2 separate regions of the Homo sapiens genome follow, and region 1 is linked to region 2. A link is an interaction called in ENCODE POLR2A ChIA-PET data of the cell type or tissue named here. Cell type or tissue: PC-3. All regions are shown on one strand. Links, peaks and the distances in the headings refer to the core of each region. The heading gives the core; the rest is flanking DNA. Region 1 overlaps NCOR2 (nuclear receptor corepressor 2). Region 2 has its middle 59 kb from the start of NCOR2.

The links. Peaks named below come from ENCODE experiments on the same cell type or tissue, not always from the same donor. Only the 100,000 strongest peaks of a DNase experiment are listed, where the experiment ranks them.
Region 1: POLR2A ChIA-PET joins it to region 2 with 7 read pairs; 6 of 35 experiments call an interaction of 5 or more read pairs at or near these places.

The regions. Positions count from the first base shown.
Region 1 is chr12:124,549,305-124,552,206 of GRCh38, forward strand. The region is part of intron 1 of NCOR2 (nuclear receptor corepressor 2); the gene reads right to left. Among named protein-coding and RNA genes, the nearest start is that of NCOR2, 17 kb to the right of the region's middle. RefSeq lists a silencer at 1,879-2,173 and enhancers at 1,957-2,775, 2,359-2,653. In PC-3, for the core only: no CTCF peak of the experiment used is centred there; no DNase peak of the experiment used is centred there.
Region 2 is chr12:124,624,922-124,627,823 of GRCh38, forward strand. No RefSeq gene overlaps it. Among named protein-coding and RNA genes, the nearest start is that of NCOR2, 59 kb to the left of the region's middle. In PC-3, for the core only: no CTCF peak of the experiment used is centred there; a DNase peak (open chromatin) is centred at 1,610.

The DNA.
Region 1 (2,902 bases), core at 290-2,789, 76 kb before region 2:
TAAAATCCCACACTCCCCGCTTGGCCGGGTGGCCCACTGCCCGTCTGGCTTTCGAGGAGATAAGCCGCCTGCTCAGGTTCACGTTCGGGATCAAATGAACCCACTTAATCCCCCTAGGGATCTCTGCTGAGCTGGCTCCTTGGGGGCCTGGGGAGGAAGGCAACTGAGCCCCCTGCAGTAGAAACCCCCACCCGCGAGGCCAGGCACAGAGAAGGTACCAAGGGCTTCTGCCCCAGCGCCGGGGCACAGCGGGCTGAGGGAGCCCCAGGACAGAAGCGGTCACACATCATGGGCTCATCATCACAGCCACAGTGACTCCTGACTCCCCACTGCAACCCAGGAGGTAAATGCTATTACGAACACCCTTCTCCAGATGGGGAAACCGAGGCCCAGAAAGAAAACAGCCCGCCTGAAGGTGACAGAGCGCCTCGCCGTATCACCAGCAACCCCTCAAGATAACCTTATCACGTTTCACGGAGGGAGAGAGGGCGGCAGGAACGGGGCCTTGAGTCACCACCCTATCCCACTGGGAAGGCAGGGGTGGATGGGCAGAGTGTCACGCCTGCCTAGGGGAAGTACACGCTAGGTACTTATGGCAAGTATGTGAATGAACAAAATCTACATGCTGGGCGCAAGCTCCGAGGAAAACTCCTTCGCAGGACCTTTCTCCCCTCCTGAGGTCCCTCTCTAAGATCCTGTATCGCAGGGGTCTGGCGGGAGTGACTGTGACCCCCAGAGGACCGCAGGCAATGTCTGGAGGCATTTCTGGCGGCAGCAAAGGGGGCTGAGGTGCTACTGGGGTCTGGTGGATGGAAGCAGGGGTGTTGCCCAGAGCAGCCCCTGCAACAGAGAGTGACCCAACCCCCAAAACCCGAACAGTGCCCAGGCTGAGAACCCTGCCGTTCTTACCAAATGCATGAGAGTGTCAGTTGGGCACCCACTGTGTGCAGGGCCTCCCTGCAGGACACATTCAAGAAGACGAGGTCACAGGGCTCAGAGAGGCAAGGCTTCCTGCCCCACCTAATGGAAGGAAGGCAGAGGCGGGACCTGAACCCAGGTCCCACTGACTCACAGCCCCACCCCAGCTGCCAAATACCTGCCCCATCCTTCAGGAGTCTAACCTACTGGGTCTAGAGTGGGGGCTCCACAATCTGTATATCTCATAGCTCCTTCCCCCAGCAGCCACTGGCAGGGGGAGGATGGTGAACGGGGGGGAGGACAGCTCTGTTCCTTTTCATCAGAAACTACATTGGCCAGGAGGCTGGCAGTCTCTCTCTGGGGGGTAGGAACGTGGTTGTATTTTTTATGTGCAAGCTTTTCCTTCCTGATTTTCCAGCTTATAGAGAACACATTTGTTCTGCTTCCAAAAACCAAAAACAGTCTTTTATGTAAAGCAGCTGCCAAACCACATGCCCAGCCTGGCCCTGGGTGGCTCCACTAGGACCTGGCAGGGGGGCCCACACCTCAATGGAGAGAGGGCTGACCCAGCAAAGCCCCCGTGGAGCACCCCTGGCATCACCAGGAGAAGCCCAGAGCTGGCAAATCCACTGGCCACGGCACCCAGGCACCCAGAGGTGCTCTCTAGAAAGTCCCCGGCAGCCCCTTCCCATGGCAAGCACCAAGTAGCTTTCTCCAGGAAACACACCAAGCTCACGTCACATCCCCATGACAAAATACTACAAGAAGTTAAAATTAGCCAACTGGATCAAAGCTGGTTTGCACCAGCACATGGTGAAAACCTGTAATCATACAGATAAAAATAATGATAGCTAATGCCACGGTTCTGGATGCTGTGTCTATTACCCTTCTAATTCTCAAAACAACCCTAGAAGGTGAGGACTGCTTAGGTCCTCATTTTACATATTAGGAAACTGAGGCAGAGTCATGTGATAAGGTGCATGAGAACAAAGTGTCTGGAACCACTCAGGTCTGCCGCTTGTCTAGCCGAGAAAACGACTGCACTGAATTATATACAAAGCTGTCAATACTCGACCACTTTTGACCTACAAAACTAGCAGTCATACGGCTCCCCCAGTAGCAAACAGGAGAGCAGCGCGCACAGATCCACGTGTCCACAGACAAGGCAGGTTCCCAGGCCGTGCAGCGATACACAGAGGCTCGTGGAAAAGCCCAGGCCCCAGTGAGAGGCGGTGGCCTCCAGGAAGGGGGCTCCCGTGACTTGAAAGTCACCTGTCATTTTTTTCTCTTTTAACAAAAGCCACCTTAGCTTACAGCCCCGAGTCTGGTGTCCTGGGCTAAGGCTCGGCCGGCCTGGTCTCCCTCTCTCCTCTCTCCCCTGGCCGCCTCTTTGCCCCCAAGACCCCACATAGTCTGTGACAAGCCAGTGGTCCTCCTCGGGGTCTGGGACCTGGAGTCTCTTCCAGCAGCCCAGGAGAACCTCTCCCCACTAAGGATCGAGTTTCACTTAATTGCAGGCTTCAGGTTTCTGCATGCAGGCCCAGAGGCCTGGGGGAAGGAGGCGCGGGCCGTTTTCTTCCTCTTTTTAATAAGCTGGAAGGCAGCAGCATGTGCCCTGCTGTTCTGAGAATCCGGAACACCCGCCCCTTGGGAAAGGCCGCGGCTCCAAGAGCCCACATGGGAGACCCAGCCGGGAGAAATCAACTGTGGCTTGTCATGAGACATGCTGGGGACTTATTTATTTTCTGGTCAACCATTGGGACCAGGTACTCCAGCTGGACTTAAGGGATTAAAAAAAAAGAAAAAGTAAAAAGGGGCTGGGTGCAGTGGCTCACACCTGTAACCACAGCACTCTGGGAGGCCAAGGCAGGAGGATCTCCTGAGCTCAGGAGTTCAAGACCAGCCCGGGCAACATAATGACACCTCATCTCTACTAAAAATCAAAACAACTGGCAGAGCATGGTGACATGTGCCTGTAGTCCCA
Region 2 (2,902 bases), core at 273-2,772:
AACCCACCTGTGGTAGGCAGACTAACAGCCCCGCAAAGATATCCACATCCCACTCCCCAGAACCTGAGAACATGTTACCATCCACGGTGCAGTGCACTGCCAGGGCCACCGTGACAAAGCACCGCAGACAGGGGTTGGGGTTAGAGCAGGCGGGGAATGCTAAACAACCGAAACGCCTTCTGAGTCTAGAGGTCTAAGATCAAGGTGTCAGCAGGGTTGGTTCACTCCAAGGCCTCTCTCCTTGGCTTGCAGATGGCTGTCTTCTCCCTGTGTCTTCACACGGGCTTTTCTGGGTATGGCCATGCCCTAATCTCCTCTTCTTATAAGGACATCAAAGCAGGGCATGATGGCACATGCCTGTAATCCCAGCACTTTGGGAGGCTGAAGTGGGAGGATCACTTGAGCCCAAAAGTTCAAGACTAGCCTGGATAACATAGCAAGATCCCATCTCTTTAAATTTTTTTTTAAAATTAGATGTGGTAGTGTGTGCTTATAGTCCCCAGCTATTCAGGAGGCTGAGGTAGGAGGATTGCTTGAACCCAGGAGTTCAAGGCTGCAGTGAGTTCTGATGGTGCCACTGCACTCCAGGCTGGGCCATGGAGTGAGACCTTGACTCAAAAAAAAAAAAAGGACACCAGGCCTATTGGATTAGGGCTCAACCTAACGAACCCATTTTAACCTAATCACCTCTTTAGAGACTCGGTCCTCGAATACAGTCCCATTGTGAGATACTGGGGCGTGAGAGCTTTAGGATGTGAGTTTGGGGTGGGAAATACAATTCAATCCATGGTGAAGGGGCTCCTGCAGAGGGGATGAAGTTATGGATTTTGCGATAGGGAGATTATCTTGGATGATCAAGGGGCCCATTGTCATCGCAAAGATCTTATAAGAGGGAGGCAGGAGGGTTAGAGTAGGAGAAGGTGGAAGAGAAGAAGAAGAGATGGTGGAAACAGAGGTCAGGGCAATTCCGCCACCAGCCAAGGAGTGTGGCAGCCTCTAGAAGTTGCAAGAGGAAAGGAATGAAGCCTCCTCTGGACCCTCCAGAAGGAACCAGCCCTGCCAGTGCCCTGACCTCATCTCCATAAGCTCCACTGGGACCTTCTGCCCTCCAGAACGGGGAGATAACAATATTGTGTTGCTTTAAGCCTCTATGTTTGTGGTGATTTGTTCAGCAGCAATAGGAAATCCACACGTCATCCAAATGCCCTCCTTTACAGAAAGCTTCTGAACCCGCTCTTGCCTCGGTTGGCAAACTTCTGCCCTCCACACTCCTCCTCCTCTGGGATGGGTGGGGACAAGTCCTTCACTGGGGTCAGGTTGCCCCAAAGCCTGTCTCCTGGACTTGGAGGCTGCTCCCTCCGACCTCGGCACCCCCCAAGGGCCAGAGGCCACCACCTCGAGCAGCCAGCGGGTAAGAGCCAGCCTGCAGGGTGGATACTAAATACAATAGGTCTGTGACCACACACGGCCCCACCCCCAGGGGCCCAGGCCCCGCTGACCTTCCCACCCCGGGGCACACCCAGCTGCTTCCTCAAAGCCACAGCCCTTTCCTCCAGCCCAGCCTTTGCCCTGGCCCTTTCCTCTTCTGCTCCTGACGTGCCTGACTCATCCAGCAAGTTCCAGCTCAGAAATCTCTGGGGGAGCCTGGTCCAGCCCCGTTCCATCCACCCCGCCCTGCTGGCTTCATTTCATTTCATGCACTCAGTAGATGGGCACACAGCTCTCCTCTGTTCTCCTCTGGAAGGCACAGGCAGAGCCCTCACCTCAGGACCTCCAGAAGCTGACAATTGGTCGGCGGGAGCAGGGTAGGGGGTTGGGTGGGAGCCTGTGACATGTTTTAATGAAGTGTAGACATTTTAAATATACAATTCAAAGACTTTTTTAAAAATCTTAAGTACATATGTTTTTAGAGACAGGGTCTCACGCTGTGGCCCAGGCTGGAGTACAGTGACACCATCATAACTCACTGCAGCCTCGAACGCCTCAGCTAAAGCAATCCTCCCGCCTCAGCCTCCCAGCCTCCCAAGCAGCTGGCAGTGCAGATGTGCACCACCATACTCAGCTAATTTAAATTTTTTTTTTTTTTAGAGATGGGATCTTGCTGTGTTGCCCAGGCTGGTCTCAAACTTTTGGGCTAACGCAATCCTCCCACCTCAGGCTCCCAAGGCATTGAAATCACAGGCATGAGCCACCGCACCCAGCCATGGGACTTCTGATGAAACTGTATCATGCAGCCATCACCCCCATCGACACAGAGGACTCTTCCCTCATCCCAAAGCTGCTTTCCCAGCCAATCGATTGGCCTGACAATGTGAGGGGTGCTTTGTCTTTTCAGGAGTTTGCTCTTGATGGAATCCTGTGCTGTGAACTCTCTAGGCCTGGCTTCCTTCCCTTTGCACAGGGCTCAGCAAAATACAGGCCTCCCGGGGCCAGATCTGGCCTGTTGCCTGGTTTGTAGGACCTGCAGGCCAAGAATGGTTTTTACTTTTGTTTTTGTATTTTAAAAAATAATAAATAGACTTTTTAAAATACAGTTTTTTGTTTACAGAAAAATTGAGTAGACAGTATAGAGAATTCCACATGCACACACACTCAATTCCCACCCCCCCAACCCGGTACACAGTTTCCCCTGTTATTCATATCTTGCATTCGTGTGGTACACTTGTTACAATTAAGGAATCAATATTGACACAGCACTATGAACTATAGTCCCTAGTTTACATTGGGGGTCACTCTTGGAGTTGTAGGGTTCTATAGGTTTTAAGAACCGTACCGGCCGGGCGCAGTGGCTCACACCTGTAATCCCAGCACTTTGGGAGGCCGAGGCGGGCAGATCACGAGGTCAGGAGTTCGAAACCTGCTTGACCAACATAGTGAAACCCCTTCTCTACTAAAAATACAA